2 separate regions of the Homo sapiens genome follow, and region 1 is linked to region 2. The links are chromatin loops, found by intact Hi-C in ENCODE. Cell type or tissue: GM12878. All regions are shown on one strand. Links, peaks and the distances in the headings refer to the core of each region. The heading gives the core; the rest is flanking DNA.

What was found. Hi-C counts contacts between places; a loop is a spot of excess contacts. Peaks named below come from ENCODE experiments on the same cell type or tissue, not always from the same donor. Only the 100,000 strongest peaks of a DNase experiment are listed, where the experiment ranks them.
Region 1: it touches region 2 in a loop (4-fold over the local background); 4 of 110 quality-filtered maps call a loop at or near these places.

The regions. Positions count from the first base shown.
Region 1 is chr16:23,922,135-23,927,134 of GRCh38, reverse strand. All of the region lies in intron 2 of PRKCB (protein kinase C beta), which reads right to left. Among named protein-coding and RNA genes, the nearest start is that of PRKCB, 89 kb to the right of the region's middle. In GM12878, for the core only: no CTCF peak of the experiment used is centred there; a DNase peak (open chromatin) is centred at 2,794; H3K27ac peaks cover 2,121 bases.
Region 2 is chr16:23,839,274-23,847,106 of GRCh38, reverse strand. All of the region lies in intron 2 of PRKCB (protein kinase C beta), which reads right to left. Among named protein-coding and RNA genes, the nearest start is that of PRKCB, 7.2 kb to the right of the region's middle. RefSeq lists an enhancer at 4,890-4,939. In GM12878, for the core only: no CTCF peak of the experiment used is centred there; DNase peaks (open chromatin) are centred at 3,727, 4,676 and 6,597; H3K4me3 peaks cover 3,055 bases; H3K27ac peaks cover 4,087 bases.

The sequences.
Region 1 (5,000 bases), core at 1-5,000, 82 kb before region 2:
CACCATGCGCTTACAGCCATCACAGCACATATCTCACCGTACAGGCACCTGCCTGGTTAGCCATCTGCATTCTTTACCAGACAATAATTTTGGTAATAGCAGAGGCTACGCCTGTTGTGTTCACTGTGAGACACCTCAGCACCACCACCACCATACGCAGTAAGAAGTATTCAATAAATACTTTAATGGATAAATAAATCGACCAATGTATACATCGAAGCTTTTGAGAAAACTTGCTTTTAAAAATCTGGCAGGACAATTTTTTGAAGCTTGGGAGCTGCCTTGTAGACTGAGATCTTTTACCTGAATTTTGGGCAGCTATCCAAAGAAGAAATTATTATATAAAAGATGCCTGCACTCATACGTTTATCACAGTACAATAGCAAAGATATGGAATCAACTTAAGCATCAATCAATGGATGACTGGATAAAGAAAATGTATATATATTTATATATACATATATATTAATATACATATCATTGTGTGTATATAGACACACATACCACCATATATATACATATATACACGTATGTGTGTGGTATATGTATGTATATCTATATATACATACACACAATAGAATACTACTCAGCCATAAAAAAGAGTAAGACCTTTGATTTTATTTTTATTTATTTATTTATTATTTATTTTTTTTGAAACAGTCTCACTCTGTCGCCCAGGCTGGAGTGCAGTGGGGCAATCTCGGCTCACTGCAACCTCCACCTCCCGGGTTCAAGTGATTCTTCCACCTCGGCCTCCTGAGTAGCTGGGACTACAGGCACCCGCCATCATGCCCAGCTAATTTTTGTATTTTTGCAGAGATGGGGCTTCACCATGTTGGCAAGGCTGGTCTTGAAGTCCTGACTAAAACAGGGTCTCACTCTGTCACCCAGGCTGGGGGGCAGTTGTGTGATCATAGCTCACTGCAGCCTTGAACTCCTGGGCTCAAGAGATCCTCCTGCCTCAGCCTCTCAAGAAACTGGGACCACAGGTACACAACACGATGCCTGGCTAATTTAATTTTTATAGAGCCGGAGTCTCACCAAGTTGCTCAGGCTGGTTTCAAACTCCTGGGCTCAAGTGATCTTCCTTCGTCAGCCTCCCAGTGTGCTAATATGACAGGCATGAGCCACCATGCCCAGTCTGAAATCATGTCTTTTGCAGCAACAGGATGGAACCCAAAGCCATTATCTTAAAAAAAAAAAACTCAGAAAGAGAAAGTCAAATAATGCATATTCTTAGTTATAAATGGGAACTATATAATACACATAGACACAGAGTATGGAATAATAGTCATTCTCCAATGGCTACTGAATGACTGTTGAGTAATAGTCATCCTTCTTGGAAGGGTTGGGTGGGGGAGTGAAGGATAAGAAATCACTTAATGAGTACAGGGTACCCTATCTGGGTGATGGACATACCAAAAGCACAGATTCTACCACTAAATAACATATCCATGTAACAAAATTGCACTTGTGCCTTCTCAATTTATACAAGTAAAAACTTTTTTTAAAAAATTTAAGAAGTCCTCATGTTTGGAAGAGAGACAGGATGACCTCAGACAGGGATGCTGGGTTTCGGCACTTCAAGGCTGACAAGACAATGTCAAGAATGGAGTCCTTGGATCCCCAGTCCCCTAGAAATGGGATGCAAGCTCTCTGTCCTTGGAAACGGCCAACCTTAAGAACACAGGCATCCTGGTTAACGAGAGGAGGGTCACGTCCAGGAAGAGAGTGATTATCATGGCCACAGATACCCAATGACCAGTCAGGTCTGAAAGAGCCCCAATGGGCAAGTCCTGCAGAATGAAAAGGGAGAGAGGAGTGATCCACTAAGATGTTATCAGGGCAGAGGATGGGGACCCCATTGTAGGGCACTCCAGGCAAAATTTTACAGGAAGAAATAGCCAAGAAGTGACAATGTCAATGCTTTCCTATTTTATGTTCTTTCCATCCCATTCTCTCTTTCCTCATCTCTCAACATTCTTCTAGTCATTGTGCTCCATTTTCCCTCCACTGAGGGGTCATATTGAGGTAAACTAGAAGGCAGTTAAATAACTATACCCCAGATGTGCCAATCAATGGTCAAATATTGACCTGGAAGACCTTACCTAATGAATTGAAATAGGGTCCTCCCACTTGGTCCCAGTCCGTAAATCATTTTACCCAGGTCCAGAATGAACCTATATAGCATTTACTCATTAAATGAGCAGACAACATGTGATTGGGTGGGTCTAAGGAGACTTTGCAGTTTTGTTGTTGTTGTTTATAATTGACAAGTAAAAATTGTATACATCTGTAGTGTACAACATGATGTTTTCCTACATGTATACATAGTGAAATGGCTAAATCAAGCTATTTAACATATGCATTTTTTCGTAGTGAGAACACTTAAAATCTACTCTCTTGGCAATTTTCAACTATGCAATATATTGGAATTAACTAGTCACCATGGTATACGTGGAGCCTTTGAATTTTAGGATCAGGATGTAGAGATATCTTAGTTTATTAGGAAGTAACTAAACAAAGATAAATATTAGAGGCTTGTGTTTGGGTATTGAAAAATTAATTAATATATGTGTCACAAGAGGAAACAGAAACTAGATGGTTAACAAGAAGAACACAGAAATAGAGAAGTTCAGTTGTGTGGTGGTCGCCAGATCAAATATTCTGATTCTCCCCTCCTCCCAAGTACACAGCAATATGATACTTGCCCAGCCGCTTTGAAGTTAGGCATGGCCATGCGTATTAGTCGGTTCTCACACTGCTATCTTGATACTACCCGAGACTGGGTAATTTCTAGAGGAAAGAGATTTAAATGACTCACAGTTCCGCATGGTTGGGGAGGCCTCAGGAAACTTACAATTATGACAGAAGGCGAAGGGGAAGCAAGCTTGGACCTTCTCACATGGCTACGGGAGAGAGAAGAGTGAGGAGTGAAGGGGGAGGAGCCCCTTATAAAACCATCAGCTCTTGTGAGAACTCACTCAGTATCATGAGAACAGCATGGGAGAAACTGCCCCTATGATCCATTCACCTCCCACCAGTTCTCTCCCTAGACACATGGGGATTATGGGGATTACAATTCAAGATGAGATTTGGGTGGGGACACAAAGTCTAATCATATCACAATGTGACTTGCTTTGGCCAGTGATACACGCTTGGCAGTGACAAGTGTTTATAGGGAGCGCTTCAAGGACCAATACGAGACTTGCCAATCATTTTCCTCCCTCAGTGATCATGGAAGCATGCTTCAAGTTGGTGTGCTTCTATTGGGTAGGTTACTTCTGTGACCACAATGAGCAATCCCTTCCCTTACATGTTCACCCGTGTCAAAACAGGTTGATTATGGTTGGGACCAGAAATAATGTCTGGAACTATGGAGATGCCAATATCATCTCAGTATTAGGAGAAACCCTGTCATTATTAGAGCTGCACAAACACACCATTTTGGGGGTAGCATGTTAGTAACTGAAGATTGGACAGTCACCAATGGCGTGCTATGAAGGGAATTCAAGCATTAGATGGTTCAGTGAGTATTCAATTAACCTTATTTTAATAACAATACCAAATATCCTTCTGGAGAACTATTCCTTTCCCACTCTTGGTCCACATAATTCAGGTAGTGTTAATTCCATCCGGAACTCCAAGAGTAGATAAGGGTGGTCAATCAGCACATTGCTTTTTCACTGGCCCTAGTAGCTAATTTAGAGCCTGTGAGATATAACAAGAGAAAGAGGTGCTCTTCTCTACATGGACTTGAACCTAGAGGAAATGTGAGTAGAGCTTCCATAGCCATCTCACCTTGATGAGGGGAGTCTCTTCCATCTGAGAAGGGAGCCAATACATAAGCAGAGATGGAATAAAGGAAACCATGTCCTGGAAACATAACAAACCCCTGGATCAGACAATACCTGAAGGCAGCTACCCTTGGACTTTTTGGTTTTATAAAGGCAATAAATTCCCTTCTGAATTAAGCTAGTTTGAATTTTCTGTCACCTGTCATAACCAAGATTCCTGCCTCATACAAAGGGTGGTTGAAATACATGAATTTTAAGGTTCTGTCCCAACCTGAAATTTTAAGATTCAAATAACAGCATTCACTAGCTAACTACATTTAGCATTAAAAGGTGTAGGTAGCTAGGAGGCAGGAAAAAAAGGTAACTCTAAAGAACAGACAGATCTATTAAGATTGGTCAAGGCTGCAAAAATCTAAACTATGTCTGTAACACTGGCTACCTAAATTAAATGCCCTCTGGATCTTAGCCACTGAGTGTGGCTCATGTGGACATTGGCCACCATTCTACCCATGAAGCCATAATTATAAATCAAACCACATTTCCTGATCCCTCAGTAAGGTGCAGCATTGTGTTATGCTGGCAGGAGCTACTGTGGCTAAGGCCCTGGAGGAAGGGTAGTTTGCTATTTTTCTTTTTGAAAATGTGTTGTCAAAGCAAAGGTGTCATTTAGAGAAAATGTAACTGAAGTTTCTGCAGAGATCATTCTGTAGTGACCAACACAGTCACTGTATATTTCAAAGTTGACATTTCCAAGATGTATCATAGCTCTTTCACATGCTATCATCACACAAAAAAACTAGGTAGCTCTGCTAAATAACATTTGCATATAGTCTTTAAAAATGCAAATAGAGTATAGATGAGAGGTTGCAGAGATCTAGCCTAGAGACATCTTTTTTTGGTCCATACCATGTCTTTAATAAAAAGAAAAACAAGAAATTTTGCATGAAATCCAGATTTCTGGCTTCTCTTGAAAAAGTAGAAGAGCTGGCAGCCCTAGGATCATATTCCAACAGAGGAAAAATTACTACTGGTGCCCCTTTAAACAAAACACCCACTATTCAATTCAACATGGGTTCCTGCCACCACCTCTGTTTTATACCCACCCACTTCACTCATTTAGGTCTCCTGCCTAATTTCTGTAGGATTTGAGTCTACAACTCTTTTACATTTACAAATTTGTCCACAGATAACTATTAAGACGTC
Region 2 (7,833 bases), core at 1,604-6,603:
GTGTTGCATATCTTGAATCAGTTAATTTCCATCTACTTAGCCAGTTCCAAGACCCATAGGAGTGGATCAGAGCTCTCTGGTCTGGGTTTGAGTTCTCCTCCTGACTCTGTAGGGCAACTTTCTGCTTGTGGGCTGAGGGGGAAGGAGATGCCCAGGAGACCACAAACAAGCAGGACAAATGGCAATTAAAAGGTAATAACAACCATGGTAATGATTAACAGCTTAGCACTTCTGAATAAAAGCGACATCTCTACCAGATCCTGTCCTTGCTGTTCCTCTCAACCTTCAGGAACACTGAGCATCCTTACAACACCAAAAATTTCCAGGAAAGACACTGAACTTCCCTTCTCTGTTCACAAGGAGGAATAGCCAGTACAGAATCAAGCTCAGGGTAGAACAGAACCAGGCTCAACATTAGGTAAAAGTGTACCCTCGCTGACTCAAAAAAAAGTTGGTTTATAGGTAGAAACTAACTTTTTTTTTTTTTTTTTTTTTTTTGAGACGGAGTCTCGCTCTGTCGCCAGGCTGGAGTGCAGTGGCGCAATCTTGGCTCACTGCAACCTCTGCCTCCCGGGTTCAAGCGATTCTCCTGCCTCAGCCTCCCGAGAAGCTGGGACTACAAGCACATGCCACCACACCTGGCTAATTTTTGTATTTTTAGTAGTGAAGGAGTTTCACCATGTTGGCCAGGCTGGTCTCGAATTCCTGACCTCAGATGATCCACCCACCTCAGCCTCCCAAAGTGCTGGGATTACAGGCATGAGCCACCATACCCAGCCCATAGTTTTACATTCTCATAATTCCCTGTAGTTCCTTTATAATTAAAAAAAAAGAATATTCAACAGATATCTACTAAGTGCCCAGATTTGTGTTAGAGGGTTGTTAAAGATATATTAACACCAACTGAGACTTTCTCCTTAATGAAATCAGAAAGACAGACTTGACAAAAGTCCTTTCTCTATAAGTGAGTCAACACTGTTTATTGTTAAACTACTTAAAAAGTATCTTCTGAACAAGAGAAAATACTGCCTAAGCCAAAGGAATGAAGAGTTGTAATATATCAGAGATGGACACAGGGTGAGGAAGGTATTTGGCAGGCAATGTGAGTAATCTTGTGCTCCCTGAAAACTGACTTTCAGCTCAAAATGCCTCTCACTGAAATGCCGTGCTCTCTCTTTTTATTTATTTTCAATCTATTGGCCCAGACTTGCTCCTCCACCTCTGAAATTGTCTGATTTTTCTTCTTTAGAACAGCCACCTCAAACTGTAAACCCTAAACAAAAAGGAAGTCAGCTCATTATCTGAGTTATTAACTAAGAGGAGATGAAGTTCTCTGTCAAACTGGGAAAGAAGCCATCTCAAGGTAACAGGCTAGTTCTACCAAATACTTACTCATCTTACTTGCAGCCATGATACAAATAAATATTTACGGTTTCTCCATAGAATGTCACAAAGATAAGTCTCCTGCACATATTTTGTTTTGTTTTTAATTGAGATAGGGTCTTGTTATGTTGCCCAGGCTGGTCTCGAACTCCTGGCCTCAAGCAATCCTCTTGCCTTGGCCTTCCGGAGTGCTGTGATTACAGACATGAGCCACTGCCTTCAGCCCTGTTGCATATATTATCCAGGATATGGGCAGTTTTACAATACAGATTTTTAGCTCTAGTTCCTTGACAACTCAGACTTTCTCCAGTTACCTCAGAAAATGAGAATGAGAAGTTGGGCTTTTTTTTTTTAATTCCCAGACCACTGACTGCATCCCCAGCCATTACATAGGTTAGCTTCCCATTATATATTCTCCCGGTACCCAGTCCATTTTCTTCAAAGTACCTAATAAAAATGAGGTTAAATATGAGTGAAATGATCTGTAGAATGTCTTATCTCCCCCCGCTACATCATAAGCTCCATGACAACAGAAATTTTCTCAGTTTCATTCACCATTGTATTCTGTCACCTAAAATAGTTCCTGACAAATAGAACTTGACACATAGAACTTAATCAGTGAGGCCAGGTGTGGTGGCTCACTCCTGTAATCCCAGCACTTTGGGAGGTTGAGGTGGGCAGATCACTTGAGGTCAGGAGTTAGAGACCAGCCTGGCCAGCATGGTGAAACCCTGTCTCTACTAAAAATACAAAAATTAGCTGGGCGAGGTGGTGGGCACCTGTAATCGCAGCTACTTGGGAGGCTGAGGCAGGAGAATCACTTGAACCTGGGAGGCGGAGGTTACAGTGAACCAAGATCGTACTACTGCACTCCAGCCTGGGCGAAAGAGTGAGAGTTTGTCTAAACAAAAAAAAGAGACTGGGCGCGGTGGCTCACGCCTATAATCTCAGCACTTTGGGAGACCGAGGCAGGAGGATCACAATGTCAGGAGATCGATACCATCCTGGCTAACATGGTGAAACCCCATCTCTACTAAAAATACAAAAAATTAGCCGGGCGAGGTGGTGGGCGCCTGTAGTCCCAGCTACTCGGGAGGCTGAGGCAGGAGAATGGCGTGAACCTGGGAGGTGGAGCTTGCAGTTAGCCAAAGATTGCACCACTGCACTCCAGCCTGGGCGACAGAGCAAGACTCCGTCTCAAAAAAAAGAACTTTTAGAAGGAGAATGGAGTGAAGGGATGGATGCATGGATGGACAAATAGATAAACAGAAAAACGGATGATGAATAGAGAGGTGGGTGGATAAATGGAGGGATGGATGGATGAATAAATGAATGTATGTGGTGAATAGACAAATTTCCTACTGGATTTTCAAGCAGCCATCACACCTCCAAATGCCATATGTAAACACTGTGGATGTTGTATTCTCTGTAAAAAGGCTAACATTCTATCTATGGAATTTCACACAATTTCAATGAAGAGATTGGATGAATGAAGTCAAAGAATTCATGTTATTAGAGCAAATGCCAGAACATAAGGGACTTACCTTTGAAGGCGTCAGAGACAAACTTTTCAGCAGATCCCCCTATCTACCCAAGAATTAATTGAACTGCAGAGTTAAAAGGCCAGACCATATATTTTAAATTATACTTAGTAATTTAATGACCTGTATCTGAAAAGTAGCAAAAGAAGATGCGTATTGTGAAAATTATAACATATTGATCTACTTACATATATGTGTGTGTATACACGTGTGTGTGTGTGCATGTGTGATGGAAACAAAGAGACAGAGACAGAAGGATAAGCAGAGACAGAGAGAAGAGAGACCCCAACAGTACAAATGTGTATAAAATTATTTTCAAACCTTCAGTTAATCTTTTGACCAATTGCCTTCTTCTGTATCTTCTATTTTTTTTTTTTTTTTTTTTTTTTTTTGGCCTAGATACACTATAAACATGCTGCATCTGGTTGTGGGCAGTATCTCTGGAGTATCATTAGTGCTTGGAAATAATATATTTTTTAAAAATTATATCCTAAGAATCTATATATCATATCAGCTAGATTTTCAAAGGTCATATTTTCCATATTTACTTAGAAAGGCATTCTGTTGCCCAGTGACAAAGCTTCAGACTCCTCCTGAGTGCTCTACAGTGAAAAATGAATTCGTTGTTGCCTCTCCAACAAATCAGCCCTCCTTTTTAAGACTCAATGTTAACCCACTCAAAGATTCTTATTTCGATTGGGACATTGAGCCTGAAATCCCCCGTCAGGTGGTAAAAAAAAGAAAAAAGCCAAATCATCAAACACGAAGTCAAAAAGCCTCTGCCTTTTATTCACAGAGAAGCCCGCAGGACACATTTAGAATAAGCTAAAAGGTGAGTGGAGTTTGGCTCACAGGTCTCTGGGGTCTGCTTCTGGGAAGAAAGAGAAGTGAAACAATAGAAGTAACCTCTAAACTTGCAGCCTGACTTGGTGATTTTTTGAAAAAATGGACCTCTTTATGATTTTACTAAGAAAATTCAACCTGAAGTGCATGGGGCCATATTATAAGTTTCTAGGGAACACTGCCCAAAATAAAATTAACTTTTGATTCATTTTTTGTTATATAAATACACATATGCTATGCTAATCTACACATGTTAATTACCCACTAAAATAAACTTTATATTTGATAGGGTGAATATTGATAAAAACAAGAATGGTTGGATTCATGTCATGATTTGGGGTTTTTTAAGAATAATTTCAACTACAAGATTTAAAAACCTGTTTTCTAATCTACATGGGAAAAAGAAGAGCTGACTTACTCATTATCATCAATTCTAGCTTTCCATAGAAAATAAAATTAACCTTTTTTGTGATATAAAAAAGTGCAAACTTTTCTAGTCTACATGTGTTAATTACACACTAAAATAAACTTTGATTTGATAGGATTGATATTGATGAAAACAACAATAGTTGGAGTCATGTCAGACTTTGGGGTTTTTTAAGAATAATTTCAATTAGAAGATTTAAAAACATGTTTTCTAATCTACATGGGAAAAGGAAGAGCCAACTTACTCATTATAATCATCAATTCTAGCTTTTCATAGAAAATTTGTACACTGGGGTTTTTCTAGAGAGTCCATGGCAAGTTCAGATCTTTCTCAGAAGAAAAGACAATGCTAACCAGGCATGGGTTTCTGGGCCCAGACACTGAACTGAGCACTCACTGGTGTTACCCAATACCCAGGAAGAAATATACCCAAGAAGAGAAACTATCTAAGTACATGAAAGAGGCCTAGTCATTTAACAAGTTCCAGAATGAACTCCGTCCCACTTTGACACAGTTTCCTACAGCTAATCAAGTAATACTGATGGTCTCACTTAGAGTCATTGATACTTGCTGTGGCTATTTCTCATGCACCACCTCATTATTCTTCACCATAACCCTATGAGTTAGGTGCTATTATCCCCATTTTACAGATGAGGAGACCAAAGTTGCTGCTGGGGGACGACTTGCCCAAGGTCACACAGGGAGTAAGCGGCTCCATCAGAGATACATACCCAATTCTACTGGACTCCAACTCATTGCTAAGAATTCTGAATCTCTATATTTTATTGCCTCTCTATTTCTACCAAAGTCACTTCCTTTACAAAAACAACAAACACTTTGGGAGGCCAAAGCAGAATGAGACTCCTGGCTTGAGGCTGGCAGTTTGAGACCAGGCACAGGCAGCAAAGCAAGATCCACTATCTCTACAAAAAATTTTAAAATTAAAAAATATGTATTTGGCCAGGTTCAGTGGCTCACACCTGTAATCCTAGCACTTTGGGAAGCTAAGGCGGGCAGATCACCTGAGGTCAGGAGTTCGAGACCAGCCTAACCAACGTGGCGAAACCCCACCTCTACTAAAAATATAAAAATTAGCCGGGCATGGTGGCACGTGCCTGTAGTTCCAGCTACTCAAGAGGCTGAGGCACGAGAATCACTTGAACCTGGGAAGTGGAGGTTGCAGTGAGCTAAGATCACGTCACTGCACTCCAGCCTGGATGACAGAGTAAGACTCCGTCTCAAAAAAAAAAAAAAAAAAAAAAAAGGGCCGTGGTGACACACACCTGCAGTCCCAGCTACTCAGGACACTGAGGCAGGAGAATCACTTGAGCCCAGGAGTTTGAGGCTGCAGTGAGCTATGATCATGTCACTGCCCTCCAGCCTGGGCCACACAGTGAGACCCTGTCTCTAAAAACAAAATTTAAAATAAAAGAAGAAGGTTTTTCTCTCTACCAAAAATCTTCTTAGAGAAGACTTTAATTAAAATTAAAGCTCAAATGCAGGTCCTAAGTTCCTGTAAAGAATGCCACAGAAACAGCCAGCACTGTAGCTCATGCCTGTAATCTGAACACTTTGGGAGTCCGAGGCGGGTGGATCACCTGAGGTCAGGAGTTCAAGACCAGCCTGGCCAAAATGATGAAACCCCATCTCTACTAAAAATACAAAAATTAGCCAGGCGTGGTGGCAGGCCCCCGTAATCCCAGCAACCTGGGAGGCTGAGGCAGAAGAATCGCTTGAGCCCCAGGAGATGGAGGTTACCGTGAGTCGAAATGGTGCCACTGCACTGCAGCCTGGGCAACAGAGTGAGACTCTGTCTCAATAAATAAATAAATAAATAAAAGGCAAAGAAAAAAATGCCATAGAGAGAAATCTGCCTTGCTTGTCAAAGGAGTTCCACTTCTACTCTAGAATTTAGGCAATTTTACAATAGGGATCTTCAGCCCCAGTTCCCTGTCATCAAACACATTCTTAAATTACCTCCCAGAGAGTGGTTTTATAAGAAATAGACAGAGTGGAAACAAAAAGGGAGAAATTATGAGGCAGTCAACCTAGAGTTTCGTCCTATCATCATACGAAAGCAAGAAAATCTATTCTTAAGCTCCCCTGAGCACACAGAAATCCATAATTTCCCAAGGTTTATGAGTTTTCCATCCTTCCTCTCCCAACCCATAGCAGTGTCCCCAATTTCCATGACAATGTAATAGAGCCTGAAGGTTACTCTCAATGGTTTCTTTGCCTTGCGATCATCCTACACACCTCCTACCAGAGTGGCAGAGACAACATCCTCTCTCTGCTTGTATTTTTGAAATGGAAACATCCTCTAAATAGTGGCTGCCTGAAATAAACACTACATTTCCCACATGCTCCCTCACAGCAAGGTGTGGGTATGTGATTAAACCCTAGCTAAGAGGATGTAGGTAGAAGGATCTTGAGCAACTTAAACAAGTGACACCGAGCATGTGCTATATGCCCTTCTTTACCCCTTTCTTCCTTCCTGCTAGCTGAAAGAAGGGTGTGAGGACTCCAGCGTCTAGCATCCTTTTTGGACCATGAGATAATTGTCACTCCCCAGGGATAGTGGAGCAGAAAACTCAAAGGAACCTGAGGCCCTGGGCTCTGGATTGCTGACTTAAGTGAGATCATAAAACCTTATGTGTTTTGTATAAACTGTTGATTCCATCGTAAGTGGATTTACTTTCAGAGGAAATATCTGATACCAAGAACAATCAGATACTAAGGAACTCCTCAGTGGTTCCAGAATTAGTCCCAGGCAATGCTGAGTACCAGGGATAAATTTCCCTCTTTCCTATATGTTCCCATTCTAAACATCTCAATTTCAGGGACTGCCAATCTGCCCCTCCCCTCACTCCTCCCTACTGCTGCCCAAATGGAATATGCTGTCAAAGCAGCTACACAGAGTGACCAGAAGTTCATGGCTGAGTTTTGACTCTTACCTGGCAGGCAGTTCCATAGCAAAGCAACCCTGCAGAGCCAGTCTTCTCTCGTGCCAGCTGCCCCACCATTGGGGTAGTCTGGGGACAATCATAAGAGCAGATATTTTCTGAGCATACTCTGTGTCAAGCTCTGGTCCAAGAATCTTGGATATTGCAATGAGTTGGAGCTGCTCAGCCACACTATGGTACTGTTACTGACTCCGTTTTATAGACAAGGAGGCTGAAATACAGAGAGGCTAAGTAATATGCCTGGGAAGTCTCAAAGCTAGGATTCAGACCGACAGGGACTTGCCTGGTAGCCTGTGCAAATGCCCACTTCTCTACGCTGCCTCTTGGTGGGGAGGCAGGGAAGAGAAAAAGAAAGGCAATTTAAAAAATAGACACTCCAGAGGGGCATAGTGGCTCACACCTATAATCCCAACACTTGGGGGCTGAGGTGGGAGGGTTGCTTGAAGCCAGGAGTTCAAGACCAGTCTTGCAACATCACAAGACCCCTTCTCTACAAAAGTTGTTTTAAAATTAGCCAGGCATGGTGGTGCGTACTTGTAGTCCCAATTAATCAGGAGGCTGATGCAGGAGGATCACTTGAGCCCATGAGTTTGAGGCTGCAGTGAGCTCTGATCATACCACTGTACTCCAGCCGGGGCAAAAGAGTGAGACCCTGTCAAAAAAAAAAAAAAGACACT